Regions from separate parts of the Homo sapiens genome. Here region 2 is linked to region 1. A link is a loop called in an ENCODE intact Hi-C map of the cell type or tissue named here. Cell type or tissue: heart right ventricle. All regions are shown on one strand. Each heading gives the region's core, and the rest is flanking DNA. Links, peaks and the distances in the headings are about the cores only. Region 1 holds the start of LOC100287792 (a long non-coding RNA gene). Region 2 overlaps CTNNBL1 (catenin beta like 1).

Region 1 (15,882 bases), core at 3,590-8,589:
TGGGGCTCATGGCCTAGGGTGAGGAGGCCTATGGGAACCAGCGGTGGCAACCTGCAGGCTTCATCTGGTGGACACTACCGGGGGCTGGGTCTCCGAGATCCTGTGAGTTTCTCCTGGGGTGTCTGACATCATCCACTGCAGGAAGCAGGGATGAGGTTGTTCAGTGAATTTTCCCTGTATTCTCTGGAAGAGGTGCTTATAAAGATGGAATAAGGCGAGTTTAGAGAATTTTGATTCCTCTTGCTGCTGCTTATTTCTTCCAGCCTCTTTGTCTTCATCTGTAAAATAGGGATAATAATAACTGCCCACATGAGGTGGGAGGAGCAGTAGTGAAGAATTCAGGTTTTGGGCCCGGAGCAGTGGCTCACGCCTATAGTCCCAGCACTTTGGGAGGCCAAGGCAGGCGGATCACCTGAGATCATGAGTTCAAGGCCAACCTGGCCAACATGGCGAAACCCCTCTCTACTAAAAATACAAAATTTAGCTGGGCATGGTGGCTCACACCTGTAGTCCCAGCTATTTGGGAGGCCGAGGCAGGAGAATTGCTTGAACCTGGGAGGTGGAGGTTGCAGTGAGCTGACATTGAACCACTGCACTCCAGCCTGGGTGACAGGGCAAGACTCCATCTCAAAAAAAAAAAAAAAAAAATCAGGTTTTGATGTCCAACAGGCTGGTTCTATCATTTATAATTTATAATGTGTAGGACCTGGAGCAAATCATTTTACCTACAGGACTCTCAGTTTCCTCCTCTGTAAAGTGGAGATAACATCTACTTTCTAGGGACAGTGCAGGAGGATGAAAGAGCGCTGAGCCAGTGGCTAACACAGGCTGAGCACTCAGTGGATGGCAGCAATTGTCATTATCATCATTATCACATCACCACATCATTACAATATAAAATATTGAGCAAATCTGGGATATTTTGGTACTTAACATTTGTTTCCTCTTCCTTTCTCCCTACCTTTCTCCCTCCTTTTCTTCCTTCCTCCTTTTTCCCTGTCTTCTCACCTTCTTTTATTCCCCTTCTTCTCACTTTCTTCTCATCCTTCCTTGGTACATCTGGTTGCAGCTGCAAGGAGTGGCAGGAGCTTACACAGGAAAAGGAGGTGTGGTCAGATCCTGGGGGGACTTGAATGTCAGAGGGAGTCTGATCTTCAGCCTAGGGGCAATAGTGAGTCACTAAAGCCTGCGGTGGAGCAGAAACAAGCTGTGGTGAAAGTGGGGAAGTGAGCCTGGCAGCAGAGATTGGGAAGGGGCTGTGAGGGCAGAAGCTGGAGCCAGAGAGGTGAGCTATCCAGGGAGCCTAAAGGTCAAGTGAGAGAGATGGGGAAGCAGAGGCTGCATCTCTGTCTAGAGCTCGCCTGGGAGAAGTAGCCTCATTCTCTACGTTCACCTTGCCCACAAAACCCAGCCGGAGCACCCACCTCTGTGTGACCTCAGACAAGTGCTTAACCTCTCTGAGCAGCAGTAAGGCCATCTTAGCTCTTGGTGACACCCCCTGGCTTCCTAGCAAAGACACTTCTGGATCCTACAGGCTTCCATCATCTTCCAGGCTGCTCTCTGCTCAGAGATTAATTTGTTTACTCCCTTGCCTGGAGATGAACCGAGGGAACTAATCGTCCATCAGCGCAGGCTCCCCCAACCTCGCACCGCCCCGCCCCAAATGTCCATTTTCTGGCAAAATATGTCCTTGCCGCTGACAAGGCTGCTTGGAAAATGCTAATTTTATCCTCGAATTAAAATTTGTTCCCTTACCCTCGTTTTAATAAAAATGAAGCATCCGGAAACATTGCCACGGTGCAGAAGAGAAAGATCTGACATAATTTTTAAAATGCCTTCAATCACGCTGACTTCTGAACGGTCTGTCCTCTAACCCTGACCCCCTCCCCATCTCCCAACCCCCTGAGGCAGCATTTACATTTCTTAATAACCCCTCATTAATATTCATGAGAAGGGGCGGGTAATAACGGCTGAGCACACCGCACTAATTCAATTTCCACCCGCCTCAGCGTGTTTACTTAATCACCAAGGGACCCGGGTTACTCAGTACAATTATTTATTCGGAATTAGATCTGGAGGCATCTGGACTGGAAACAGGGAACCAAGAGCAAAATGAAAATCGAATTCTCTTCGTCCTCCCCTCCCAGCCGCCTCTTCCTGACCGTGTGCCAACGCTCCAGGCAGCCAGCAGGGCTTAGAGGACAAGGCTCCGTGCCCGCCGGGCAGCTCCTGAAGGAACTGGCTCGTGAGGGGCTGAATGTGTTCCAGATGCTCTGGCCCCGGCAGGAATCTCTCATCAACAGTAGCCTTGGAGTTATCGCAAGGCCCAGCAGTGGGCCAGTTGCACCGTCCCAGCCAAGAGCATGGCCAGCCAGAGTTAGGGTGTTCAGGAGATGCTGGGGTATTGGCCCAACCTGGACATGCAGTGTGGACAGACTTTTGATCACAGGCCCTGTGGAGGTGAGAGTTTGTGACATGGGGTCTAAATAACACCTGCTCATCCTCGAACCCCCGCTTAACTGTCACCTCCTCCAAGAAGCCTTTCCTGGTCCCCAGACAAGGTTAGCTTCTCCTATTACACACACCTTCTGTTACAACCAGGATGGGCTTGGTCATAGCACCTTGCCCACTGTGGGTGTTCACACAATGGTTTCTAATTAGTTGTTCAGGGTCTGTTTCTCCCAATAGTCAGTTCCGTGGGAGTAGGTCCCATGGCTGTCCTGGTCACGTGTTCCTAGCATCTAGCAATGCCCAGCACAGAGATGCTCAACAGTATTTGTTAACTTCTTGACTGATTGATTCTACTATTGACTCCTGATTCTCAAGCCTCTGTTTCCTTATCTGCAAAATGAAGCTAAGAACATTCATCTTGTAGGATTGCCGTGGGGACTCAGTGTTTTCCATGTAAAGAGGATGCAGAGGATGTCGGTGTAAAGTGTTGAGCTCAGTCCCTGACCCACGATAAACACCCAGTTCACATAAGATGCTATTATTATTACTGTTATTTCTGATGGTGGTGGAGCACAGACAAGTTAACTGTGGGAGGCCTAGGTAGACCCAGAGGAGGCTGGGCTTGGAGGGAGCTCTTCTGAGTCTTGAGACTCTGAGATTCAAAGTCTTGAAATGCCTTTCCCAAGTTCACACAGCTAGTAAGGTCAAGCCTCCATCCTGCTTATCCTTTTAAGCATTGGATGACCTTAGCAAGTTGTTTAACTTTTCTGAGCCTCAGTTTCCTCCTCCGTAAAATGAAAATAATAATGGCAGCCGCCTATTGGATTGCTAGGGAAGATTCAGTAAGGTCCCTCGTGCAATTTAGCATGGAAGCTGATACATGAACTTAATGAAAAGGGGTACTGTTACGGCAGATGTGGTGAGTCCAGGCAGAGGGAATAGCATGAATGTATTTATCTATTGATTCACTTACTAATGTATTTGGTTATGGATTCAGCATGCATTCATTAGCCCTTACCAGGTGCCTGCCCCAGTGCTAGGCTCTGACAGGGAGCAGAGAGGTGCAGAAAGCACAGCTCCCTCAGATTGGAGCTCCCGGCTGATAGAAAAAGTGAGTCAGGAAGGCCCTCACTGGCACATCAGCAAATGCCAAGGCTGTGAGGGTACATTGGAACCGTGGCTTCCAGCTCTGAGGTTTAGGAACAGGTGACTGAAGGGGTGGCATTTGGGGCAAGAAGAAGAATTTGGGCCAGAGTGAGGGGGCGGAGCATCCTACGAAGAGGAACCAGCAAAGGTATAGACCTGGCAGTGGGGATTTTCTGTTACAGCCAAAGCATCCTCAGTTGATACACTTTGTGTATGTTACCCCTACTACTTGGACTACACCCTTCTACCTTGATGCTCAGCAAACTCCTACTCATCCTTCAAAGCCCAGCGCCAAATGACTTGATTGTCCAGTATTCTGACATCTCTTGGCAAAGCCACAATTCTTTCCTTGTGTTCTCCAGCACTGTGCTCCTACCCAGTCCTCAGCCTTCTCATGTAGTATCATCTGCTTACCCACCTATCCCTGGTTCTTACCCTTCTGCCCCTCTGCTCTGTATTCCAGGGGGCTGGGTTTGGCCAATGGGAGGCGCCGGTGGGGGGCTACAGGGCAGAAGGAAGGGAGAAGTCCAGGTATTTCTCCTCTCCATCTTGGGCAGCATCTCCAGCAGTGGCTGTGTCTCCTCCATGTCTCTAGCTCTCCTGGAGCTCCACCGTGGTCCCATATTCCACCAAGTGACCCTCCTCCTGGGCTGGGGTGGTGGCAGCCTCTTGCTATTACTCGTCTTTGGGCTGCTTTGCCATGTCCAGTTGTCTTCTCAGACCTTCTGCCACCTTCCATTCCCTGGATTAAAGTTCCTCTTTTGTAAATACTCAAGTGTTTCCTGGTTAGACACTGACCCATACACTTCCCTACCAGGCGACAAGCTTCCTGTTGGGAAGGGCCCTGCCTTGTATCCCCAGGGCTTGGATACAGAGAAGCTGCCCAAAGGTTAATGAATGAATGAATGTCTTTTGATTACATGGCTTGTCTAGCCAGATTCTACTCTCATTTAGCAAAAGAGAAGAGGCATAAGGGAATGAATTGCTCCCTGGGGTTAACAAATGTTTGTATGAAACAACATTAGGCCAGGCGCAGTGGCTCACGCCTATAATCCCAGCACTTTGGGAGGCTGAGGTGGGCGGATCACGGGGTCAGGAGTTCGAGACCAGCCTGGCCAATATAGTGACACCCCATCTCTACTAAAAATACAAAAATTAGCCAGGCGTGATGGCATGCACCTGTAGTCTCAGGAAGGCTGAGGTAGAAGAATCGCTTGAACCCGGGAGGTAGAGGTTGCAGTGGGCCGAGACCACGCCACTGCACTCTAGCCTGGGTGACACAGCAAGACTCCATCTCAAAAAAAAAAAAAAAAAAAGAAAGAAAGAAAAGAAACAACATCAATAATAATAATACTAAAGAAATGATGTGTAAATAAGAAAATGCTTTCTAAATAATGCTAAGCCTGTAAGCTTCTTTGTAGACTGTAAAATTCAGCATCCACATTGGATTTTCCTGTTTCAGCCCATATCAGTGTTTCTGCTGAGGTGGCTGCAGAGTGGGAGGCCAAGAGATAAAAGAGAAGATAATGGATTGGGGGCCATGTCTCAGCCCAAGATCAAAAGGCAGAGAGGAGCGCAGGGGACAGCAGATGGTTTAATCATTACAGACTCATTTAGAGAGGCCCCTTCCCTCCCTTCCTGCCTCCAAAGCACCTGGACCCTCAAGTGCCCAGACAAGTTCCCAGAACTGGGGCTGTGTTGGAAGACAATGAAGGCCTGCCAGCCTGTCTGCCAGAGAAGTTCAGAGGGCTGTGGGAGGGGGCATTTCTCTAGAAGTCAAATGGGAACAGCAGGATGGGTGGATTGTGGGATTCGGAGAGGAGAATGAGTGAAAGGGAATTTTAGAGATGCAAGGAACTGGCGCAGCCTGTCTTAGGTTGGGTTCCCTGAAAAGCAGAGACTAAAACAAAGACTTGAGTACATGCTTGGGTACATATTTTATCTGGGAGATGCTCATAGGAAGTAGAAGCGAGGGAACCAAGAGAGCAAGACAAGGAAGGAGCTGGTTGCTGCAGTGGATAATTGGGATTTGATTGTGCAAATAGCCTCTGAGTATTATGCAGAAGTCATCTCAGAATTGTTCACCCAGAGGATAGAAGGCTGGGGCATTTATCCTCTAACTGCTATTCCCCCAAGGGATAAGCATTACCCGAGGTAGGTCATTAACTTTCCACACCTCTGAGCTGTGCCTATGGGTCACAGAACCAGGGACCAGGACTTCCAAGACAGCCTTGAGGCTGCAAAGCTGAGAGACTAGGCAGGCACTTGAGGTGGGAATCTGCCAGCATGCATGGGAGCTGTGTAGCCCAGCTGCAGTTGAGGTCAGAGGTGGGGCACAAGGCTGTAGCATGGTGGCACTCACAGCATCTACTGCACTCTACTATCCCTGCTGCACACAGCCTGAGTCCTCAAGCTCCATGGCCATTCTTTCCTTCCTTTATTCACTCAACAAACACTTCCCGAGCACCTACTCTGTGCCAAGAATTGTGCTAGGTGCCAGGAAGAGTGTGTGAGCAAGACAAACATGGCCCCTAACCACACGCTGCTTATATTCAAATTCAGAAGGCAGAAATAAATAAACGTAGGTGCAAATTAGTAAGATGCCTTCAGAGAGTGATAAGTGTTCTAAAAGAAAGAAACAGGGGTGATATGGTTTGGCTCTGTGTCCCCACCCAAATCTCACCTTGAATTGTAATAATCCCCACTTGTCAAGGATGGGACCAGGTGGAGGTAATTGAATCACGGGCGTGGTTTCCCCCATGCTCTTCTCATAATGAGTGAATCTCATGAGATCTGATGGTTTTATAAACGTCTGGCAATTTCCCTGCTTGCTCTCATTTTCTCCTTCCTGCCACCATGTGAAGGACATGTTTGCTTCCCCTTCTGCCATGATTGTAAGTTTCCTGAGACCTCCCCAGCCATGCTGAACTGTGAGTCAATTAAACATCTTTCCTTTATAAATTACTCAGTCTAGAATATGTCTTTTACTTTTGTTTTTGTTTGAGAAGGAGTTTCGCTCTGTCGCCCAGGCTGGAGTGCAATGGTGCGATCTCGGCTCACTGCAACCTCTGCCTCCTGGGTTCAAGCAATTCTCCTGCCTCAACCTCTTGAGTAGCTGGCATTACAGGCACGTGCCACCATACCCAACTAATTTTTGTATTTTTAGTAGAGACGGAGTTTCGCCATGTTGGTTAGGGTGGTCTCGAACTCCTGACCTTGTGATCCTCCCGCCTCGGCCTCCCAAAGTGCTGGGAATACAGGCATGAGCCATCACAACCAGCCTCGAATATGTCTTTATTAGCAGCATGACAGTGGACTAATACAAGGGAGATGGAATAGAAAGAAAACATAGGGAAAAGGAGGGGACCTGCTTTAGGCAGGGCCATCAGGGAGGGTCACTCTTGATAGGTGACCCCTGAGCACAGCCCAAATTGTTGAGAAGGAATATACACATCTTCTGCCACCAATGCCTTGTGACTCAGTGGTTCTGAAAATGTGAGGTTTCAGGGACTATACAATATAAAATTTTTTTTTGAGAACTAATATAGGGTTGCTAACTATTTTGCCAAATAAAAACAAAAAACAATTCAACTATGAATGGCCATTTACTATCTCCATGATTTCATAAATGAAAGGACATTTAAAACACTCCCAGAGTAGGAAGAACATGACCTCAGAATAAAGACAGTCTTTTAAGTGAAATAAATTTAGCTTTATTAAAAACCCTCTTCTTTTCTTCATTTTGTCCCCAAACTCTTGGAAATTTCTCTCCATCTCAAGGTCTACCTTGAGGGCTCAGGACACATTGTTATTCTCTTTGTTTTCTCAGCTTGGGGATTTTGGTAATGGGAGATAAAGTGTGAAATTGCATGTATATGCCCATGTCCATCAGTTTTTCCATTTGCAAAGTTGGGTAGTTGCTTGAATTATTTCTAAAGTATAAACTAGAAAGTCCAGAGATCTTAGCAATTCATTCATTTAACAGTCACAGAAACTGCATAGAATTCCTTTCTTCTCACCACCACCTTCTCTGCGGGGGAAACTCCTCTCCTACTCTCAAAACCCAGTTCAAATATCCTGTTCCTGGGCTTCTCTCTGCAATCAGTCAGCCATCCTCCCTGCAGAGAGTCTTGGCCTATATTGAGGACACAGCCCCTATCCATTGTGATAGGTGATTGTCTCTGGGTGGGGGAAATTGGTCCTGTGTCTCCCTTCCAGAAAATCTTTTCATTTCTCAGAACTCCTCAGTATAAATGTGGGTAACGCAGAAATGCAGGAAATAGAGATTTGTGAGCAGAAGAGAAGGGGAAGGGAAGTAGCATTTATTGAGTATCTGCAATGCACCTGTCAGGTGCTTCACGTGTGTATTATTTCATTGGAAGCTCTTACGTACTTTAATACAGTCCCTCCCACCATAACTACTGCTCCTTATCCCATTCCTACACACACACTGCTCTTTCCATCTGTGACACCTGTGCTCCTGCCATTTCTTCTGCCCAGGAAACCTCGCCTCCTAAGTCCTCCTGGATTCTTCCTGTGTGCTCTTGACTCCACGCCTGGGACCTGGCAGCCTGGGGGTTTGTCCGCCCTGTTTAGACGAAAATGGTCATTGCATCCAGGCCACATAGTTAGGGTCAGAGTTCAGGGAGACAGAAGCTCAAATGAAGAGGCTGCCTGGCCCTTTCTAGCCTGAAAACACTGAGATCCTTTAAACAAGAGACTCCCTCGATCCAAGACTCTAGAGTTGTTCGCAGTTTTGTGTTCATGGCTGGTCCTGGAATGCTGATTCTCACTTCCAAGATTCTAGAACTCTGAGATTCTACAAACAGTGGAGAGAGCCTCTGCTTCAGGACTTGAGCTGTCTCTGCTGCCTCTCCAGGGGCCACCTGGCCTCAGGACCCCAGGCAAGCACCGTGGGTTGGGAACCAACCTGGTGGAAAACTAAAATCAGCCCATCTTCAGGTCTACCGCGGCGGATGAAGCCTCACGCAGAACAGATACAGTTGCTTGGCAAGCAGGGGGCTGCAGGTGTGTGGAGGTGGAGAGGATGCCCCCTGAGAGACCTTCCTCTCCCCTCTGAGACTGGAGCTGCTGTGCCAGCCTGCAGGCCCTTTTCATGACAACAGTTGCTTAGCGCCTGCCAGTCCTCACACCAACTTCCCTCACCTGCCCCTCTTTCCTTTTTTCCTTTCCTCACTCAAGGAGCCAATTTTCACTCAGTAAACTTTCACCACTTCATCCTGCATGCCAAGTGCTGGGTTAAGCATTTGGCATCTATCACAGATTGGGCTCTCATAAGCCAAGATTGCGCCACTGCACTCCAGCCTGGGCGACAGAGTGAGACCCTGTGAGAGAGAGAGAGAGAGAGAGAGAGAGAGAGAGAGAGAGAGAGAATGGTCAGAGTCCTAATCCCAGGTACTTGTGAATGTGATCTTATTTGGAAATGGGGTCTTTAATGATGTGATTAAGTCGAGAATCTCAAGTTGAAATCATCCTGGATTTAGGATGAGCTCGCAATCCAATGACGGGTGTTCTTATCAGAGAAAGGAGAGAGAGTTGAGACACAGACACAGAGAAAGGCCATGTGAATATAGGGAGCAGAGGCTGAGACAGGAGAGATGTATCTGCAAGCCAGGGAACACCTAGGCTTGCCCACAGCCGCTGGAAGCTGGGAAAGAGGCATGAAACTGATTCTCCCTCAGGGCCTCCAGAAAACCAACCCTGCTGATCTCTTGATTTTAGACTTCTGGCCTGTAGAACTGTGAGAGAATACACGACTGTTGTCTTAGGCCCCCAAGTTTGTGGTAATTTGTGACTGCAGCCCTGGGAAACAAGTCCAGAGGCTTAGTGTATGCTGTTCCATTGCCTGGAACATGATGCTCTTCTCTTTCCCAAACAGTTTCTCAACTTTGCCCTTTGGTGCTTGTAAGTGGACATATCTGCAGAGAAGAAAGGAGACATTTTCAAAGAATTGCTCTTACTGCCTCCTCCTTGTCCTGTGGCTCTCAGCTCAAATGGCACCTCCTCCAAGAAGCCTTCCCTGATTTTCTACCCTTCTCTGTGCTCCCAGTTTCCTGGACTGCCCGTGCCACAGACGTGCTGGCACTGTCTGTTGACATGGCTTGCTCTCTACTTCCCCACTGGACTGGGCACTCTGCAAGGGCAAAGACTGTGTTTGGCCCCTCTTTGTGGCTGCAGCTGTGCCTTGCACAGGTTCAGGCACAGTACGGGTGTTCACTAATGTTTGCTGAATGAATCAATGAACAAATATTCCCTTCCAGTTCTGCTCCACCTCTGGACTCCTGCCCCACAGGGGAGAAACCCTTTTTGAAAGCACCTGTGACATAGTTCAAGATCACCAATGTCGGGCGAGGGTAGGACATGCACCCTGGAGTCCAGCCATACCTCAGCACAGCCCTCCTGCCCACATCGCCAAGGCCCTGTCAGAGGCATGACAAACAGCTTGGCTGATGGCTTATAATGTCAAAGATGATGGAAACAGGGAGGCGACGGCTGAAAGAATGGGTTGGGGACGCTTGTCATAACTTTATTTGTGGGAGGTGAGTTTCTGTCGGCTGGGTGATGGATGGTGGCAGGGCAGGCACAATACAGACCCTGCCACTGCCTCTCTCCCCTGTCTCTAAGCCAAATGACTTTGGGGATGAAAAATGACTTTCTTGGGAGAACCCGGGGGAGGGGAACTTCATTCAGGGTGAGGGGGCTGTCTGGTCAGCACCTTGGAGTGACTTTTGCTTTTTTTTTTTTTTTTTTTGCTGAGAGTTGACTTTTTTCTGGGACAGTCTGATCATTTCTTTCCTTCCTTCTTGCTTCCCTCTCTCCCTTGACAATAATCACAGACACACTGTCTACCTTGATTCTCCAAACTGCCCTAAAAAGAACATACATTTTTACAGAGGAGGAAACCGAAGCTTGAAGAGGAGAAATGACATATCCAAGTGCCCCATGAAGTAAGTGAAAGACCTGGGAGTTGAACCTGGGTCCAGTTGCTCTAAAGCCTGACCTCTCTCCACAATCAAGTGATAAAAAGGCCACAGGGCTGGGCATGGTGGCTCACGCCTGCAATCTGAGCACTTTGGGAGGCCAAGGCGGGCAGATCACCTGAGGTCAGAAGTTCGAGACCAGCCTGGCCAACATGGTGAAACCCCATCTCTACTAAAAATACAAAATTAGCCGGGCATGGTGGTGCACACCTGTAATCCTAGCTACTCGGGAGGCTGAGACAGGAGAATCACTTGAACCCGGGAGGCGGAGGTTGCAGTGAGCCGAGATCACACCATTGCACTCCAGCCTGGGCAAAAAGAGCGAAACTCTATCTCAAAAAAAAAAAAAAAAAAAAAAAAAAAAAAAAAAAAAAAAAAGAAAAGCCACAGAAGTAGCAGCATGTGCCATGTTCCCTGGAAGCACAGTGAAGACAGCAATTAATCCGACAGGAGGAAGTCAGGGAAGGCTGCCTGTCAGAGGTGACATTTCAGTTGGTCCTGAAAGGGGGAGTAAAATGTTAAATGATAGAAAAATAAGGCAACAATTTAGGAAGAGAGGGTTTTGGGAGTGAGAAGAGAAATAGAGAGGATTTGCATACATTTTTGTTTGCTTACCCAAAACCAGACACTGTCCCCTTTCTCCTTTCTATTTTTTTTTTCCTGTGTGTGACAGTGTGACAGTTTTGCTCTTGTCACCCACGCTGGAGTGCAATGGTGCAATCTCAGCTCACTGCAACCTCTGCCTCCTAGGCTCAAGTAATTCTCCTGCCTCAGCCTCCCAAGTAGCCGGGATTACAGGCGCCTGCCACCATACCTGGCTAATCTTTGCATTTTTAGTAGAGATGGGGTTTCACCATGTGGCCAGGCTGGTCTGGAACTCTTGTCCTCAGGCGATCTGCCCTCCTCAGCCTCTCAGAATGCTGGGATTACAGGCATGAGCCACTGCACTTGGCCTCTCCTTTCTAATAGAGCCACCATTTTGGGGGAGGTGGTAATCTATCCTTCTACAAAGAGCCATGGGCTTTACCAAGCCATTCATGAGGTTCTAATTCCCTTGTGAGTGGCTGGTTTGGAAACAGGAATGAGAACAATTCTGCTGAATGAAATAAGAGGAATGTTTGCTCAGGGGCTTCTGGAAAAGACTTTTTGTTTGTTTGTTTTCTTTTTTTTTAAACAGGATCTCACTCTGTCACCCAGTGCTGCAGAGGCACAATCACTGTTCACTGCAGCCTCAACTCCCGGATGCAGGTGATGCTCCCCCCTCAGCCTCCTGAGTAGCTGGGACTAAAGGTGTGCACCTCCACACCCAGCAAATTTATTGTATTTTTTTTTGTGGGGGGTGGGGTTTGTCATATTGCCCAGGCTGGTCTCAAAATCCTAGTCTGAAGCAATCTGCCTACCTCAGCCTCCCGAAGTGCTGGGATTACAGGCATGAGCAATTGTGCCCAGCTTTTTTGGTTTGTTTTCTGAAAGAGAAAGCCCCTCCTCTTTTGCAGGACATGGTCACATGCATGCACGATGCCTGGAAGTGTGGCAGCCGTCTTGTGACTACATGATGGAACTAATACATGGGTGATGACTCAGTGGGAAGATAGGAAGGACATCATTAAACCTCTGAATGAATGACTGCTACAGCCACCATACCACAGAACTTAATCTTTGAGTTGATACATTTTTCTCACTGTTAACCAGCTGGATTGGTGGTTTCATTTTTGCAGCCTAAAGTATTCTGGCTGATAGAAGAAATAAAGAGGGTGTCAAGCCTCCTAAAGGCCCCCACCTCTTAATACCATCACACTGGGGATAAGGTTTCAACATATGAATTTCAGGGGACACAAACATTTGGACCACAGCGGAGGGCATGTGTATCGGTCACATTGCCTTGGTCCGAAATCTGACTACACCTGGCTGTGTGACCCAGACAAGTTACTTAACTCCTCTGAGCCTTGGCTCCATCATCTGTAAAATGGAAATAGAGAGGATGTTAGGATTAAATAAGTGCTGAGAGTAGCACTAGCATGTGGAACAACCACAAAAAATTGAGATTTGAGGCCAGGCGTGGTGGCTCACACCTGTAATCCCAGCACTTTGGGAGGCCAAGGCAAGTGGATCACAAGTTCAGGAGTTCAAGGCCAGCATGGCCAAGATGGTGAAACCCCACCTCTACTATAAATACAAAAAATTAGGCGGGTATGGTGGCAGGCACCTGTAATCCCAGCTACTTGGGAGGCTGAGGCAGATAATTGCTTGAACCTGGGAGGCAGAGTTTGCAGTGAGCTGAGATCAGGCCACTGCACTCCAGCCTGGGTGACAGAGTGAGACTCCATCTCAAAAAAATAAAATAATAAAATAATTAATTAATTAATTAATTAAGATTCGAGTGTCTAAGGAGTTAGTCAAGGTCACAGAGTCAACCAGTGTGGTGGAAGCAGGCTGCATCTCAGGCCTGAGCTCAGAGCTGTGTGTGTAACCGTTGCATCCTCCTGCCTCTGGAAGGCAGATTCACGGAGCCAGCACCAAGGCCAGGGCCCAGAGCTCAGGGTTGGATTTCTGGTTGCTGAATTCATGCTGTACTCCCTGGCATTGGCTCAGCCAACTGTGGCTAAGAGTTGACTTTGCTTCCCTGCTCTGTGTACCTGTCTTCCACCCCCTCTCCTGAACAGTATTTCCCTGGGGCTCCCATTACCAATTTGCAGAGCAAAGGCATGCACAGGCAGTTCAGGGGTGGCGCAAGCTCAGCGACTCTGGTATTGTTTTTAATTCAATATTTTGTCCCTGTGCGCCAGCCTCCTTTATTGGATGAGAACACTGTTATTGGATCCTGCCCTGCAGGAGAAAATGCAGGCTTCCCCAGATGATGGCAGCTACGTTGTTCTAGAGTCTGATGAGTCAAGGCAGGGCGAGAAGACAGAAGAGAGTTCCAGAAAATCTGGTGGTTACAAGCTGTTCTGTGACACGCACAAAAAAATTAACATATGTATTATTGACCCTTCTTCTTCCCCTCTCTTCTAGGGAGGACAAAAGCCCAGGAGGCAGCTGTCGCATCATCCTCTTCCTTTCCCTGCACATCCGCTACATCCCTTGGTCCTACTGATTTCACCTGCCGTTTCCTCTATGTCCAACGTTACTCAGTCCAAGTCCCCAAGCATTTCCTGCCTCGACAGTTATTCTACCCCATCCTCCCCTGCTGCTCTCAAACTCCTCCTTCTTTTTTTTTTTTGAGACAGACTCTTGATGCCCAGGCTGGAGTGCAATGGCGTGATCTCAGCTCACTGCAACCTCCGCCTCCCAGGTTCAAGTGGTTCTCTTGCCTCAGCCTCCCAAGTAGCTGGGATTACAGCGTGCGCCACCACACCCAGCTAATTTTTGTATATTTAGTAGAGATAAAGGGTTTCACCATATTGGCCAGGCTGGTCTTCAACTCTTGACCTCAGGTGATGTGCCCGCCTTGGCCTCCCAAAGTGCTGGGATTACAGGCTTGAGCCACTGCGCCAGCAAACTCATTCTTCTTCTTACAGACTCTCTTATTTGAGTTCACCTAAAAGCCTGAGATAAGGAATTGGATGTACAGAATTTATTTGCATGGCCATCCCAGGAAACACTTGGAAGTAGGGGAGTGGGAAAGGAAGACAGGGAGGGGTAGGCAGCCAGGAAAAGGGTTATCGAGCAGGTTACACTGTGGATAACGGGGGCTTGATTCCACCAGACCTCTGGGAGCCCATGAATAACACCTCGGAGTTCTCCTGCCTGCGGAGTTGGGGAGCAGGGTATTTATCTACTAGGTCCTATGGGGGCAGGGGTGTTCATTCTCAGGCACCTCTGACCTGCTTCACAGGCGGGAAGAGTGTGCTCCAGAGTTGTTAAAGAAAGTCTTTAGGTAAAGAGACACAGTGGGCTGGGCACAGTGGCTCACGCCTGTAATCCCAACACTTTGGGAGGCCAAAGCAGGTGGATCACCTGAGGTCAGGAGTTCAAGACCAGCCTGACCAACATGGTGAAACCCCGTCTCTATTAAAAATACAAAAATCAGCTGGGAGTGGTGGTGGGTGCCTGTAATCCCAGCTCCTTGGGAGGCTAAGGCAGGAGAATCACCTGAACCAGGGAGGCAGAGGTTGCAGTGAGCCGAGATTGCGCCACTACACTCCAGCCTGGGTGACAGAGTAAGACTCTGTCTTAAAATAAAAAAAAAAAAAAAAAAAAAAAAAAAAGACGCAGTGCTGGCAATTGGAAGTCTGCCCAGTGCACACTTAATTGTGAGGGTCGGGGGTGTGGGCGACGAGGCGCTGGCAGCATCTCTTCTATTAGACACAGTCTTTGACTTAAAGCCCGCTGATGGCTTCCCTCTGCTCTTTGGAGTAAAGACTCAAGTTATTTGGGTGTTTGTTTTGTTTTGTTTTAGAGGAAGTTTCGCTCTTTCACCCAGGCTGGAGTGCAGTGGTGTGATCTTGGCTCACTGCAACTTCTGCCTCCCAGGTTCAAGCAATTCTCTCACCTCAGCGTCCTGAGTACAGGCGCATGCCACCACGCCCGGCTAATTTTTGTATGTTTAGTAGAGATGGGGTTTCGCCATGTTGGCCAGGCTGGTCTCGAACTCCTGACCTCAGGTGTTCCACCCGTCTCGGCCTCCCAAAGTGCTGGGATTACAAGCTTGAGCCACCGTGCCCAGCCTTTTTTTCTTTTTTGATATAGTGTCTCACTCTGTCATCCAGACTGGAGTGCAGTGGCTCAATGTCAGCTCGCTGCAACCTCTGCCTCCCGGGTTCAAGCGATTCTCCTGCCTCAGCCTCCTGAGTAGCTGGGACTATAGGCACCCGCCACCACACCCAGCTAATTTTTGTATTTTTAGTAGAGATGGGGTTTCACCATGTTGGCCAGGCTGGTCTTGAACTCCTGGCCTCAGGTGATCCACTGCCTCGGCCTCCCAGGTGCTTACAGGTGTGAGGCACTGAGCCTGACCAGCTTTTCTTTTTCTTATATATTGTTTTCATTTATGCCACCTTTTTGTGCTTTATGTATCTTTGTCAGCAATCTTAAATTCTTTCTGGAATAATGTGGTGGTATAAATAAAAACATACAACATAAATATAAATAAATATAAAATGTAACAAGCTCTATAAAAACCTGTTCCTAAAATATCAACAGTGCTTGTTTTTTTGCAGAAAGAAATAAGATGATTAGAGATGTGTTGGGGGGAAATGTGCATCCTGTGGGGGCTGATGTGTGTGATTTTACGAAACCCAAAGTGTAAGCATTACAGATCACTTTAAGAAATACCATGGAGATA
Region 2 (15,882 bases), core at 3,994-8,993, 64 kb after region 1:
TTATCTTCTGTCTTTTTCATGATAGCCATTCTGATAGGTGTGACATGATAACTCATTGTGATTTTTCTTTGCATTTCCCTGATGATTAGTGATGGTAAGCATTTTTTTCATATATCTTCTGGCCATTTGTACATCTTCTTTTGAGAAGTGTCTATTTAGGTCCTTTGCCCAGGCTCTGGGCCTTACTCAACTCTTCTGTAAAATAGAATTGGGAGTACAGTAGACATTCAGAAGTTACATATGTAATATTTTATGTTTGTACTATTTGTGAGTAACTGTAAAAAAGGCTTTGTAATCTTACGTAGATGTGAATTAAAACCAGGTGCTAAGACGCTGGCATTGGGAGTTATATCTTGACTAGTATGTGAGCCTAACCCAGTGTCCCCATCTTAAGATAGCTTTGTTGCTATTTCCGTATACATAGGAACTTTTGTGAAATGGCAAAACTGCGTATAAAAAAATTCCCACTGACTTTCATGGTATATTTATAGAATCATTAAGGATCTGAAAAATGACCACATAGAGCTTTACCCCATGTGGTGGGAGAAGTTGTATGCTGGATGCTTTTGAGTCAGAGAATTCTTGAAAGCTTTTAGGATATTTGCTGTCTATGCCTTGCAAAGTCTTTTTTTGTATTTTTTGTAGAGTCAGGGTTTTACCATGTTGCCTCAGGCTGGTCTCAAACTCCTGGGCTCAAGAGATCTGCCTGCCTTGGCCTCCCAAAGTGCTGGGATTATAGGCATGAGCCACCACGCCTGGCTTCTATGTTGTATCCAGCTCTAAAATCTTATGTTTCTTTTCTCTCAGCCCAATAGGGGCACAAAACGTCCCCGGGATGATGAAGAGGAGGAGCAGAAGATGCGTCGGAAACAAACTGGTACTCGAGAACGCGGCCGCTATCGGGAAGAAGAAATGACTGTGGTGGAGGAAGCGGATGATGACAAAAAAAGGCTGCTGCAGATTATTGACAGAGATGGGGAAGAGGAAGAGGAAGAGGTAACGTGGCAGCGCTGGGTGGGAGCTGAGATGGCTGGCCCTGTAAAACGTAATTTTGGGCCAAATACTAAGCTTGTCTGAGCTTCCCATCTTCATCTGTAAAATGGGGTTAAGAATTCATATTTCATCGCGTTAATGTGAAGGTTAAGTGGGCTAGTGCAGTTGGGAAAGCATCTTATGAGATGTAAAGAATGTGACAGAGTTTTAAAATTGTTCCATATTATGTACTGTAGGGGAGGGTCAGGGCAGGCTTCCTGGATCTTACTGAGGACACATAGAAGGCACTTGCATTATTATCTTTGAAAGAGGGGTCAAATTTCACCAAGTGGAAGGAAGGGCTTTTTGGGCAGAGAAAATGGTATTAGCAAAGCAACAAAAGTGGAGAAGTTTAATGGGTTCCACAGTATTAGGTATTTAGGTGTGACTGCAAAAGTACAGCTTAGGGAAGGAGATTCCTCGGGCCTTTCCCTTTGCTGTTCCTCAAGATGCGTTGGGGCCTTTCCACTCATTCCTGCCTCTGGACCTTTGGACTTCTGTGTCCTCTGTTGGAATGCTCGTCTCCCTTAATGCTTTGTATGACTGGTTTCTTCACATTCAGGTCTCAGTTCAGATGTTTCCTCCTCCAAGAAGTCTTTCCTATGTAGCCCTGCAAGCCATTCTCTCATTTCCTCATTACTGTATTTTGTATATTGTCTGCATAGCACGTATCATGATTTGAAATTCTAGTTGTTTATTTTGCTCATTGCTGTCCTCCTCTCAGCCTCCCATGAAAACAGAGACTGGCTCTGTTCTGTTCACAGCTCTATCTTTGGCACCCAGAGCAATACCTAGCTCTTGGTAGGCCCTTAATAAATATTTATTGAATGAATAAATGAATGAAGCTGGGAAGAGTAGAGGTAAAATATCAGTGATTAAAAACAAAATGACCTTACCTCTGTGTCTTTTTAAATCTTTAAGTGTTAACTTGTGTGTTATTTCACTCTGGCATTTTGTTCAATATGAATTATGGAAATAAGAGTCTTAAGAGCCAGCTGTTTTTTGGTTCTCTCAAAGACACGATGCTAAGTTTGGATTACAAAATGAGGTTGGCTGTGAATCTGAGAAGAAGAAAAAATGGATTCATATTCCAAAAAGGTCTTTACTGTGTTGTGACAATAGCTCTGTCTTTATTAGGATTTGTACTAGTGCTAATTTGGGGGTCTCCCGCTAAAAGATGATGGCACTTTAGAAATACGTGGTGGGAGACAGTCCTGAATTTTTTAATTTCCTCTCTGAGGGCAGCAGCCTTGCCAGGGCTTAGACAAACAGTGTGTGTAGCACATCCTCCCTCCCTTCCCTCCTCACCAGCTTCTGCTCAATCTGTTAGCCCTGCAGCAGCAGTTAATTGGCAGGTATAATTCCCATGTAGGGCAAGGCTGGTACTGGAGGATTAGGATAGTAGCTGTCATGGGTAAGTGGTTTCTAGCCTGGGAGACAGAAATGTAATGTGGGACCAACCCGTCTGTTAAGGGACAGGGAAAAAGAGATCGCTTTGTAAAAATGACACATGGAAGGCTACAAGTCCAGGAGTTATTTTCTCACTGCCACTGAAGTCCCATTTGATGAAAAACAAGTGATGTTTGCCCCTGTAAAGTCACGTGAACTTGTAAAATATTATTGTCCTTTTTGTGCTACATCATCAGCATTCATCTTTCTGAAATCTCCCTCTGGTTTCTGACGTTGAGCTATTGGAGATACTGCTGTGGCTGATGACTAAGACTGATAATTCAGTTTTCCCCCAGTGTTGGAGAGAAATTAAAGGAGGGAAGGCCAAACCCCGGAGAGGCTAGGACTTCGGAAATCCCATGAGAGCTGTGTTAACACTAATGTGGTTTTTCTCCAGAGTGGGGCAAGATGTTAGCTAAGAAAAGAAAAAGTAGCAGATATTGAGCTTACTTGAAAGTGATTTAACCCTTTCCTAGAAATGTTTTGATTATTTTAGTTAAATTCTAGTGGTATGTTGGGTACATTGTGCCTGTTGCTGATAATAACCATAACAGCTTGCATTCATGTAGTTTACAAAGTAGTTTTATGTACATCCTTTCTTTAGGTCATCTCTATGACCTTGAGAGATAACAGGTAACAATTTCATTCATCCCCTTCCTTCCCCTCCCCTCCCCTCCTCCCTTCCTCCATTCCTCAGATCTTCACTGAGTACCTGCTGTGTGCCAGACACTGGAGAGTCTACTTATGCCAGAGAACAAGTAGACATGGGCTAGCAATGGGAGTCTTTGCACTGGTTTGGGGTTGGAGAGATTATCTGGGCAGATCCTGCCAGATCCTTACGTAGATCATGTGAGGGATTTGGGATTTTATTCTAAGTGTGTAGTGGATGAGTTCAGGAAAGACTTAGGAGATAGAATTAGCTGGACTTGATGAAGCTTTGAGAAATATATTCAGCAAAGTAACATTGTCCCATGGCTAGTAAGTAGTGAAGCTAGGCTCTGAGTCTTGACTGAGCCAGGACTCTGACTTGTTTTTACTGTGTCAGGGAACCTGTCTTTAAGCTGTAGACCCTGGGGAGGAGGTAGGGGTTCAATAGAGAACCTTGGGATCTAGGAGTCATTGGTATAATCTAATAAATGTGTCATGCTGAAAATGAATTTATGGGTAGCTCCCACTTAAAACCCCATATGTGGAAATAGAAATTTAATAATAGAATAATAGCTAACATTTTTGAGTACTTATAAAATTATGGGATGATTCAGTGCTTTCCAAAAGGATCTATTTCAGGTTCTCTTAATAGCAGTTTCTTTATTGCTTTTAGGTGTGAGTTATGGTCAATGACTACAAAGCTGTGAAGCTTTGAGTTGGGATAGTATGAAGAGAAGCAGGGTGCATTGCAGCACATTAATTTAAACTGGAAGGAAACTGAAGATAAAACGTGTGAAATTTCAGTGTAGATTTTTTGGAGAAAAAATGATTTAGTTTTCAAATATTCATTTTATTTGCTTTCATAGGTATTATTCCAATGTATGAAGCCAGAAAATTCTGTACAGTCTACTAGCTTTTTTTTGCATTCTCTAGGCAAGGTTACTAAATTCTTGATGCTACTTCAGGGTTCAAAGTACCTGTCTGAATTCCTTCTCAGCATCTAGTAAGTACCAGGCAAAGTAATATATAAGAAATGCTAAGCAGTGACTATAGCTAATTAACAACCGTTCTTAGTTTACGCACTGTGGAAAAACAGGCAGTAGGTTGGATTTGGCTCATGGGCTGCAGTTTGCCAACTTCTGCTGTAGGAAAAGATTAAGGGTCACTGTCACTGACTCAGAGTTTGACCTTAAACAATTCTTTTAAACCTGTCAGTCTTATCTTACATGTATAGCAAAGGATGACAAGGTAAATGTATAATAATATTATCTAATATTGTTGCTTACTCTCTGCCATACAGTGTGCTCAAGAAATATTTGTTGAATGAGTGAGTCTTTAACAACTTTTCTTTTTTTTTTGAGACAGAGTCTCCCTCTCTCACCCAGGCCGGAGTGCAGCGGCACAGTCTCGGCTCACTGCAACCTCTGCTTCCCAGGTTCAAGTGATTCTCATGCCTCAACCTCCCGAGTAGCTGGGACTACAGGCATGTGCCTGTATTTTTAGTAGAGATGGGGTTTTGCCATGTTGGCCAGGCTGGTCTTGAACTCCTGACCTCAAGTGATCTGCCCACCTTGGACTCCTGAAGTGCTGAAGTGCCCAGTCTTTAACACCTCAAACCGAATTTTCTGTGTTACAGATAGTGGGCATTGTGTGAGACACCCAATGTGATATACCCGAAAAGAAGCATGTGATTACAGGCCCTTACTCCTCATTGTAATTAGAGAGATAAAGTGTGTACTGTGGCCGGGCACAGTGGCTCACACCTGTAATCCCAGCACTTTGGGAGGCCAAGGTGGGCAGATCACGAGGTCAGGAGATCGAGACCATCCTGGCTAACACGAAGAAACCCTGTCTCTACTAAAAATACAAAAAAATTAGCCGGGCATGGGGGCATGTGCCTGTAGTCCCAGCTACTCGGTAAGCTGAGGCAGGAGAATCGCTTGAACCTGAGAGGCAGAGATTGCAGTGAGCTGAGATCATACCACTGTACTCCAGCCTGGGCGACAGAGCAAGACTCCATCTCAAAAAACAAAACAAAACAAAAAAAGTGTACTGTACATTGAACCCAGAAAGGTCAATGGCAGAGTGAGGTGGGGTATAAGAGCCACAGGAAAGTAGTGACAATGAATGTGAAACCCCTGTGGACTGAAGTTTTTGCATTTGTCTCTTTGTACCAGGAGGAGCCATTGGATGAAAGCTCAGTGAAGAAAATGATCCTCACATTTGAAAAGAGATCATATAAAAACCAAGAATTGCGGATTAAGTTTCCAGACAATCCAGAGAAGTAAGGTTCTGTTCCACTGATACCATGTCTCCTCTGTGGCGTTTCGTTGGCTAATTTTGTTTTGATTTTGGTTTGTTTTGGCTTTTGTGATTTGGGCCAGGAATCCCAGGATGACCCCCATGTTTGGGAATTCACTAGAAGGACTCCCAGGACTCAAAGTCAGTGATACTCAGGGCTGTGGTTTATTACACAGGGCACACAACAGGATCAGCAAGAGAAAAAGACACATCAGGTGGCATCTGGAGAAATTCAGATACAGGCTTCCTATGTTTTCTCCTTCCCAGTGGGTGGGATTATACAAACATGCTTCTTTCTTCAGCAATGAAATGCATCAACATGTGTGCAGTGATGCTGTCCAGGGAAGCCCATTTCAGACTCTGAGTTCAGGGTTTTTATGGAGGACTGGTCATGTAGGCATTCTCTGCCTGTAATAACAATAACAACCAAAATTGTAGGCTCCTGGAAGGAAAGCAGCTGTTCAGTGCCCCGGGCTGACAAAGCAGCAACCTTATCACTTAGGGAACATTTCAAAAGCCAAATTCCTGGCTGCCAGCCTAGGGCCAGCCTTGTAAGCTAGCCCTTTTCAAGATCAGCCCCGCAGTTAACATATTAACTCTCCTGCATTATTCTTTTCAGTGCCCAAAGAAGACTGATCGTGCCTGCCGTTAGTGATAGCTTTACTGTGGAGATCATTTCAGAGGCTCTGAAGTTAGACAGATATTGGTGTGATACACACATCCCTTTGAATAAGTTACTTCCCCTTTCTTAGCCTTGGGTGTCTCATCTGTATAAGGAAATAATGCCTTCCTCACAGGGTTGTATGAAGATTAAAGGAGAATAATGTAAGTGTTTAGCTTAGTACCTGGCACATAGTAGGTGCCCATGAGATGATAGTTAACGTGAGTTTTACTACACTGGCACCTTGGTGCACTATGAAGTGCTATGTGAGGAATCTGGCATCTTTCAGTCAGTCTTGAATCCTAACCAAGGGGACTTTCACATTTATACGATTTTAATGTTCTAAACCTCTCTTTCTTTCCCTATCTTTGTCCCTCCCAGGACATACAATTTTAATGAATCTTAATATGCCCAAGGCCCCCAGGCAATTAACAATTGAGTAGTACAGGCTTTGCACTCAAGTTTTTAGGTTACTAGGGAGACTGACTATAAAGGCAAGGTAGAAGGAAACAGACACTTTAAAAGAGATATAATAGGAGAAGAAACAGTAAATACCAAGTTGGGGGCTATTGAGGGTGTCACAGAAAAGATAGTAGTTGAGCTGGGCCTTGAAGATTCATTTTTATTAGGCGGAAAAGAACACAGGAAGGCATGCCAGGCAATATGAGGAGCATGAACAAAGGCACAGAGGTGTCAGCGGGCACAGAGTCTTCATGGCAACCTAGAGAGGCCAGCGTGGTCAACTATGTTGTCCCTGTGCTGTGGATGAGAAGGCAGAGTGGGGAGAATGTGGTTACTGGGCCTAGGGCCACAGCCCTCTTTGATAGTAGGAGTAGCTATTAATAGATCAGGGCCCAGCTTATCCAGCATTAGAGTCCTATCAGGTTTTGTACTGATCTCCACCATACAGGAGCACTGTGTGTGTGTGTGTGTGTGTGTGTGTGTGTGTGTGTGTAATTACACAAGTAATGCATGAATAGATTGTCATTCTGAAAATACCAGTGGTACATGAGTAGAGTGAAAAATGAAAGTTTTCCTTCACTACTCTGATCCCTTTCCATTCCTCTGCCTAGAGGAACCTTGTGAACAGTTAATTATGCAAATGTATTTGTTTCTACTTAAATCATACTGTGCATATTCTGCACCTTGATTTTTTGGGTCATCTAACAGATCTGTCCAGGTGGTACATGCATATCTACCTTGTGTTTTTTTAATTGGTGCATAGTATTTCATGGTTTGGAAATACCATGACTTATTTAATTATTTTCTATTAATGGACATTTGATTATTTTAAAATCGGCTTTTATGAAAAATGCTATAGTGAACCTACTTGTACATGTGTCTTTGTGTGCATATATTTCCATAGGATAGATACCTAAATTTTGAATTCCCAGATTGAAGGGTATGTACATTTTAATGATAGCTACTGCCAATTTTCTCACTGTATTTTTAAATTCTCCCCCCAGCAGCAGCATCTCTTTTCTTGTGTTCTTGCCCACAATGCATGTGATCAGTCTTTAACATCTTTGCCATTTGTTTTGTTGTTATTTCTGTACTCAGTGGTTCCTGCATTAGACTCTGTTCCTTTTAGGAGATGGACGGTGTCTTGTTTGTCTCTAGTGCCTACCACAGTACTTGCCTTGCTGTAGGTGTTCAGTAAACATGAGAGAGCTCATGTAGTCCCTGTCGTCTTTATTACATCCCCATTGCTTGAACCTAAGGATACATTATGAGGAAGCTATGCTGCGGGTAATGATACTGGAAATTTAAGAAATTCAGTTTACTTCTTTGAACACCAGTATTTCCTTCGCCCGCTTGGTAGATACACGTCTCTCAATTTGGAGCAGAGTTTCTGCAGGTTATGTTCACCATCTACATCTTAGGTACCTTAGTGTTACAGTTCATTAACTGGGTTTAAGACAATGTGATTTTATTTAAAAAAATCGGTAGTGTTTTCCATTCAGACAAAATGTATATACTATTTTAGTTTTAAAATCTGAGCATATGAAAATTGAAATTGTGCATAAAGAACTTTTTTTTTTCATGTCGAAAAGCAGTTAGGAAACTACATTGTGTTTTAACCTTGAGTTCTTGAATTCTCACTGGTGCAGTGTCTTTCGTAATTCTCTAGATCAGCGAGGTGAAATTAAGATGAAAATTGCTAGAGTGTATTCGGATGAAACTTTCCGGTTGAGATCAGAAACATTCAAATTTATTTTCCCATATATCCAATTGTCATTTTGATCGCATACCCAAAAATGCCTCTCTTCATTTGACTGCATTTGAGATTCAGTTGACAGTTCTCCTTATGCACCCTCCAATTTGCACTGCCTGATCTTTCTCCTAAACACCACATTGACTAGAGTGTGCTGTTTCCCTAGAAAGTCCTTTAATAGTTCTTCTCTTCATTTTTGCAGGGACAGAATTACTTAGTTTACTGATTTTCAACCTTTTTGGTCTCAGGATCTCCTTGTACTCTTAAATTATTGAATATCCCAAAGTGCTTAGAAAATTCTGGCAAATACAAGAATAGACAAGCACACATTTCATTAGCCATCAGGGCAGTGATGTCATCATGTCATGGAGCCCTTCAGAAAACTCCATTGTACACTCCTGAAAGAATGAGAGTGAAAAAGGCAAATGGTGTCTTAGATTTATTATAAAATAGTTTTGATCTTATAATTCCCTGAAAGGATCTCCAGCCACCCCGCTACCCCATCCTGGGGTCCTAGGACTACACTTTGAGAACTGCTGATTTACTTGGATGGAGGGAGCATCATGTTCCCCCAGCAGTGATTGCATTTAGGACTTACCAATTTCTGTGGCTTTCCCAGTGTTTTTGAACTTTGCTGGTCATTTGCTGATATTCACCCTTGTGGTTGAAGGAGAATATCCTGCTGGTCTGAAGCAAATGCACATGGGCAGCCTAGGAAAATATTCTCTGTCATATTAGATGGAATCGATGACCCCATCTCAGCCTGGGTTACTGTTTTAATATGTTGCTCTATTGCTTTCCCGTCACCTCTAACTTTATCCTTTCCCCCAGCTGTGAGTCATCTATTGCTGAAGGTATGCCTAATTCCTAAAGACAGTTCTCTGCAAATAGTAGTGTGTGCTTTAAATGAGTAGGCTCATGAGTAGGCTGTGCTTGGTCAGGCAAAACAGAAGACGACTGTTATAACAAACTTGAGGGTACATAGATTCATTGAGTACTTGTATGTGCCAGCTATTATTAGGCACTGTATATATATTATCTCTTTTAATCCTCACTATAGGAAGATAAGGAAATCAGGGTCTAGCAATAAGTTAGTTAATATTCTGTGTCTTCCTTGATCAGGTTGGGACACCACGCTCTGTGTTCCAGTGACACTTCTCTTGGTAGTACCAGGCATGCTTATAATTAATGGTTTGTAATAGATTATTTATATTTAATGGAGGCCAGAAACTGGGATTATTTTATCTGTTATATCCTCAGTGCCTAACACAGTGACTGGCACCTAGTATGTGCCTAGTAAATATTTGTCAATTCACTGTTCATGGCCACACCTCTAGTAAATAGCATGGCTGGGAGTATGACCCAGGTCAGTCTCATTCCCAAGTCCAGCATTTCTCACGGTATCTTGTTACTCACATAACACTGGACCCAGTATATTTTTGTAATATTTCCCTGCTTGCAGTTTTATTCTCTGCTTGTTTGTTTTATTTTGATAATTTTCTGACTTCCTAAACTTAAAAGCACTGGGTTAAGACCATATTTGGAAGAAGAATTTCAAAGTTGGAAGGAACTGAGAAGCACAGTCTATTCTACCATCTAACTCTTGGTATTTTTTTTTTTAATGTCATCCTTTATTAACTATCCCAGTGAGAAGGATCTAACTTTCCAAAGAAAGCTATTCCATCATTTGGCAGCTTTGACTCTTAAAATTTCAACTCAGAATGAGAAAGCATTTCAACAAATTCTTATATGAGATGTATCTAGACTCCTTAGAATCTTGGTTGTTTCCCTGAATTGGTTTCCACATCCCTCCTAAAAGATGGTTCCTTGAACAGATGTCACAAAGTTTTAGGGTCATTGAATCAGCATAACTCTGTATTGTCCTCTTTTAAGTACCCTAAAACCACCGTAGCACTTGTGGCAGCTGTTTTCATCTGTGCCCCCATTTACAGGCATCTCCCAAGTTTCTGTGTTGGACCAAGGCCTGCGTCAGGTGCTGGATGTCCAGAGATGAATAAGAAATTGTCTCTGGCAGAACTGGCTCATGTTCTGATTTGTATTACAGTTATGGTTCAATAAAGCCATCAAGTTCAGAAAGAAACACATGTGCCCTTATGAAACTGTATCTCTCCCAGCCTTTACATTTGTACTTGACTTTTTGGTTCATTGCAGTTTTCTGTGTGGATCCCAGGTATTTTTCCTTTGGTTAGATTTGGCACATCATTATTGCCTGTCAGGAACTTTTGAATTGATTCTGTCAGCTGCTGTGCTTACTGTCTCTTTAAGCTTTGTGTCATATAACATTTTTTCATTTTGCCCTTTATCTATCTTTGCTCATGTTATTGATTAAAAAAAAATAATAAAATACTTGATCTAAACAGGCCTAAGGACAGACCCCTCCAGGTGACTAACAATCGTTCAATTACTTTATTTATTTATTTTTTGAGACAGAGTCTCACTGCATTGCCGAGGCTGGAGTGCAGTGGCACGATCTTAGCTCACTGCAACCTCCACCTCCCAGGTTCAAGCAATTCTCCTGCCTCAGCTTCTCGAGTAGCTGGGATTACAAGTGTGCGCCACCACACCTAGTTAATTTTTGTGTTTTTAGTAGAGACGGGGTTTCACTCTGTTGGCCAGGCAGGTCTCAAACTCCCGACCTCAAGTGACCCGCCCACCTTGGCCTCCCAAAGTGCTGGGATTACAGGCATGAGCCACCACGTTCGCTGTCGATCACCCAAATCACCAGATCTTATACTGCACTCAGCACAATTTTTTTTTTTTTTTTTACTGTTTAGTGCCCAGTCTCCCTTGCCAGTTCTTCCAAGTGAACTGGAAAAACCTTTTGTCAGGTTGTTCTCCAGAAATCTTGTATACACTCACTCACATAAGGCAAATAAGCCTTAGAGGTTTGTTGAGGCCTTTGGGTTCAAGGATTATGTAGATCTCCTGGCCCATGGAATATTTGAATCCTTCTGCACCAGCCTTACTGAGTCATGATTCTGATTTAGCTTCCACACTTCAAGTGATCTAAAAAAATAATCTATTTGCAAGCAGAGAAGGAAGCCTTTTAAAAAAAAGGTATTGGGGGAAAATCTTGCTAAAATAGTTATGAAATTTACTTGGAATAATAAGTGAGAACAGGCAAGGAAACACTGAAAAATAAAAACAACAAGGGAGTTGTTTGCAGTAACACACATAAAACATACTATAAAGCTATAACAATGTGGAAGTGTGGTCCTGACTCAGGAATTTACAGACGAATCAATGAAATGGAGTGAAAAACCCAGAAACAGAATAAAGTACACATTAAAATTTAGTGTATGATAGATGACATTTCTTTAAATCTCTGGGGAAAGATAGATTATAGTATTGGAGCACTTGGCCAAACATTTGCAGAAAATAAAGTTAGATTTGTGCCCTATATCAATACATTAAAATAAATTTCAGATAGATTAAATATTTAAATATATAAACATAAAAATACATCATAAAATATATCTTCTTTTAGCACAGAAAATATCTTGCTCAGGATACATGTAAAATAGAGTTCATAAAGGCAAAGATTTTGCTACTTGAACTTTTTAAAACCTTTATGTCAAAAGGAAAAAAAAACCTTTATGTCAAAAAGCACAATGTACAAATTAAAGGGCAAACACTTTTCTCTGATTATTTTTTTTGCAGTGTAGGATAGAGATTAATTTCCTTAATATACGGTGTTTATAAATCTATAAACAAAGTGAGCATCCTAATAAGAATGGGCAAAGAAGAAATACAAACAGTAAACATTAGAAGAATGTTAACCATCTTACTATCAGAAATGCAAAATACAAAATGAGTTGTCTTTTCTATCTCAAATTGGAGGAGATACTGTTTGTGAAGAGGGTAAGGGGAAATAGGCACTTCATGCACTATTGGTACTTTTCTGGCAAAATATATCAAAATCTATTTAAGTCATGTGTACTCTTTGACTTGTCCCTTTCCTTCCTGGGAATTTATCCTAACACAGTAATTAGGAATGCATACATCTTAGTGTCATTTGTTAAAGGGAAAAGAAATGGAAATTATCTGAATGCCTGACAAAGGGGGATTGGTTAATTAAATCACAGTACGTCTACTCAAGGGAATATTGTGTGGCCATTAATCTATGACTTAGAACAGGGATTGTAGATAAGCTTAATCGGCCACACCCAGCCTGTGATTGATTCATAGTCTCTTCTTGGAACACTGTGTTGAGAAGGATTCTGAGGCCAGCCATCTTGGCTCAGCAGGGAAGAGTGCTGTGGTGAGTGAGGGATTTTGCCATGGAGAAGGAGAAGGACCCATAGCAGTTTGTCAGGTATTGGCTTCTCCTATTGTAGTAGAATAATGATAAGGGGAATTATTTAGCCTATATTAACAACAACAGCAAAATGAATATAGAACTATATACTATATAGGCTTACTTTTTGGGGGGAAAGTCTGTGAGTTGAGAAGAATGACTTAAACATACAGGCAAACATACATGGTATTGAAGCGGTTGGTCAAACATTCACAGAAAATAAAGTTAGATCTTTGCCTTATATCATACACTGAAACAGAATTTAAGAGTCTGTGAGTTGAGAAAAAGGCTTAAACATAAAGAGTATTATCAATGGTTATTTTTGGTTAGTAGGCTTATGGATAATTTGTTTACATTTTTGAGGGCTTGCTTTTCTTTCTCCGGTTTTCTACAAAAAGTATACTGTAATTGGGAAAAAATATATAAGCATATACTTAAAAATATTAATGGAGAAAAACAGTAATAGAAATTGTCTAAAATATGGGCATGTTTTAAAGAATTCTAAGTCTCTAGATTTTGTTGCTTACCGACTCCAGATTTTTGGAGAAGCTGTATCTACCCAGCCCCACAGCATCTGGAAGTTGATGAGTCCTGTGTGACTTCAAGAGTCCCTGCTTGTGTTCCTTTTCTTTGTGCCCTCAATTTAATTCAGTAGGCATCTGTGGATATAAGAGACAAAGATACATTTCCTGTCTTTAAGAAGTTTACTTTCTAGAAGAGAAGACAGACATATTACAGTAATAGTAGCAGCAATAGTAATGAGAACAAATACTTACATAGTGCTTTTTATATGGTAGACATTGTTCTCAGTGCTTTATATGTCCTTACTCATTTACTCTTTACAGTGGCCCTGTGAGACAGATAACCTTATTGTCCCTATTTACAGAAGAAACTGAGGCATAGAGAGGCTAAGTAGGTGGCTAAGCCAGGTTCAAACCCAGGTAGTCTGACTCCAGAGTCAGTTTAACCACTGCTTCCTCTCAGTCACTCTCAGTCAGGTATTGTTCAGTTGCCTTACACCAGATTAGCTCATTTCCATCTCAGAACAAACCTTCCTGTCTTGTTCATCCAAGGCTTAATCGGCATTTCTTGTATGTCAAACACCGGGGGAGGGCATGCAGCGTGAATGCAAAGTAGTTCTGTTCTTAGTGCCTGGGCATAGGTTTGTTGAAAGGTTCAGGTATAGAAATGTGAGTAAAGTATCATGCTGTGTAAAGTTGGTGGTGATTGTAGGATGCCAGAGACTAGGTCTGCTTTTCTTTGGTATCTGCCTCTGAATCAGCTCCAAAGAGGAGGAAGAGGGAGGGCATTTTTGGATACAGAAAATCTTATCTTCTTTGGTAAGGGGAATAACTGGCCCTTGATCTGAAGTGGGAAGTAAGAGAAACCCTTTTTGGATGGGTAGTAGGATAACTATGTTCAGGGCAACAGAGTGAATTGCCACACCAAGGGGTAATGGTGGCTAATCTATAGGACTGGTGGAAAGATCGTTTAGTGCTACAAAATGCTTCGGGAGCCTCTGAAAGGCAGCTTGTGACTGCAAGAGTAAGGGAACCCTGTAATGAGATCTGAATCCAAGATTGATTTTTGTAATGAGGAAATCGATTTCCCAAGGAAATTGTGTGACAGTATGATGTTTGGATGAGTGTACTTCTTGGTTGGTCTGTTGTAGACACTTTGACAGATTGCCTTGTTGTCTAGATTGTTGCTGTTTGCTCCTCATTGCTGATAGTGCCCCTTTCCTTCTAATGATGTCTTGTTTTCCCTCCTAGGTTCATGGAATCCGAGCTGGACCTAAATGACATCATTCAGGAGATGCACGTGGTGGCCACCATGCCAGACCTGTACCACCTTCTGGTGGAGCTGAATGCTGTACAGTCGCTTCTCGGCTTGCTCGGACACGATAATACAGATATCCTTTCAGATCTGACCTCAGTAGGAGAGCTGACATGGTGGGGAAGTGCTGTTACTCTTTCTCCTGTCTCTCTTTGTAGATGTGTGCTATAAAATCTGATGTTCTGTTTCCATTCTAATTATCTTCTGTCTTGAAACACACAATGCTTTTTACTCATTTGAAAACCTGGTTTTTCTCTATTAACAAATCTTGCAAATCTTGGGCAATCCTTAAAATTGTCCTATTTGCTCTTATTAGTACTAGAATTCATCGTGATATATCTGTTCATACATTAACAGCTTTACTTTTCAGGATCTGGATTGGAAGGCCCCTTATGGGGGCAAAGCCAGACAGATTTGAATGTGTAAATCTAGGCATCTTTCTGCTGACTGATGGTCCAGTGGAGTTGAGACTAGAGATAGTGAACCATGGTAAAAAGCACATTTGGATGTCCAGGAGGACAGGGAAGCTGTTCTGTTTTGTTCATTCCTAGTTCCTAAAAACAAGGCTGAGTGTGGTGGCTTGTGCCTGTAATCCCAAGACTTTGGGAGGCCAAGGTGGTTGGATTACTTAAGGTCAGCAGTTTGAGACCACCCTGGCCAACATAGCGAAACCCTATCTCTAAAAATATAAAAATTAACTGGACGTGGTGGTGCACGCCTGTAGTTCCAGCTACTCGGGAGGCTGAGGCAGGAAAAGCTCTTGAACCTGGGAGGCAGAGGTTGCAGTGAGCCGAGATCATGCCACTGTATGCTACTCTGGGCAACAGAGTGAGTGGGACTCCATCTCAAAAAAAAAAAAAAAAAAAAAAAAAAGACTGAGTACACAGTAAATAGCATTTAATATTTGTTGAGTGCATGTTGGACCTAAACAGACAATCTAGGTTTGACTCTCAACCGCATTTTTGTGTGAAAGACGGTGCCCTTCCACAACTTGTATTCTTTTTTGCACAGATAGAGTTAATAACTTTTGTCTTTCAGTGTTATTTTTATTTTTATTTGTTTTTAGAGACAGGGTCTTGCTTTGTCACCCTGACTGAAGTGCAGTGGCATAATCATAGCTCACTACAGCCTCAAACTCCTAGGCCTAAGTGATCCTACTCCTTAGCCTCCTGAGGAGGGACTACAGGTGCATACCACCATGCCTAGCTAATTTTTTTTTTATTTAATTTTTTGGAGATGGATCTTGCAATGTTGCCCAGGCTGGACTCAATCTCCTGGCCTCAAGTGATTTTGCCTCAGCCTCTGGAGTAGCTTTCCATGTTACTGAGAGGATCAAAGGAGTGTATAAGTGCTGAGCACAGTTCTTGATACATAGTAGGTACTTGGTAAATGTTACTTGTCACTGAATCTGATTCGTGACTT

The links. Hi-C counts contacts between places; a loop is a spot of excess contacts. Peaks named below come from ENCODE experiments on the same cell type or tissue, not always from the same donor. Only the 100,000 strongest peaks of a DNase experiment are listed, where the experiment ranks them.
Region 2: it touches region 1 in a loop (4-fold over the local background); 1 of 110 quality-filtered maps calls a loop at or near these places.

What each region holds. Positions count from the first base shown.
Region 1 is chr20:37,668,462-37,684,343 of GRCh38, forward strand. It overlaps LOC100287792 (a long non-coding RNA gene), which reads left to right and starts at 8,449. Exons shown (of 4, transcript NR_040021.1): 1 at 8,449-8,625; 2 at 9,497-10,157; 3 at 10,455-10,565; 4 at 13,611-14,773. In heart right ventricle, for the core only: no CTCF peak of the experiment used is centred there; no DNase peak of the experiment used is centred there; H3K27me3 peaks cover 377 bases.
Region 2 is chr20:37,732,072-37,747,953 of GRCh38, forward strand. CTNNBL1 (catenin beta like 1) reads left to right here. Exons shown (of 16, transcript NM_030877.5): 2 at 808-996; 3 at 5,307-5,413; 4 at 14,397-14,536. LOC124904895 (a long non-coding RNA gene) reads left to right here and starts at 15,326. Exons shown (of 2, transcript XR_007067575.1): 1 at 15,326-15,882. In heart right ventricle, for the core only: no CTCF peak of the experiment used is centred there; DNase peaks (open chromatin) are centred at 5,930 and 6,920; H3K27ac peaks cover 3,244 bases.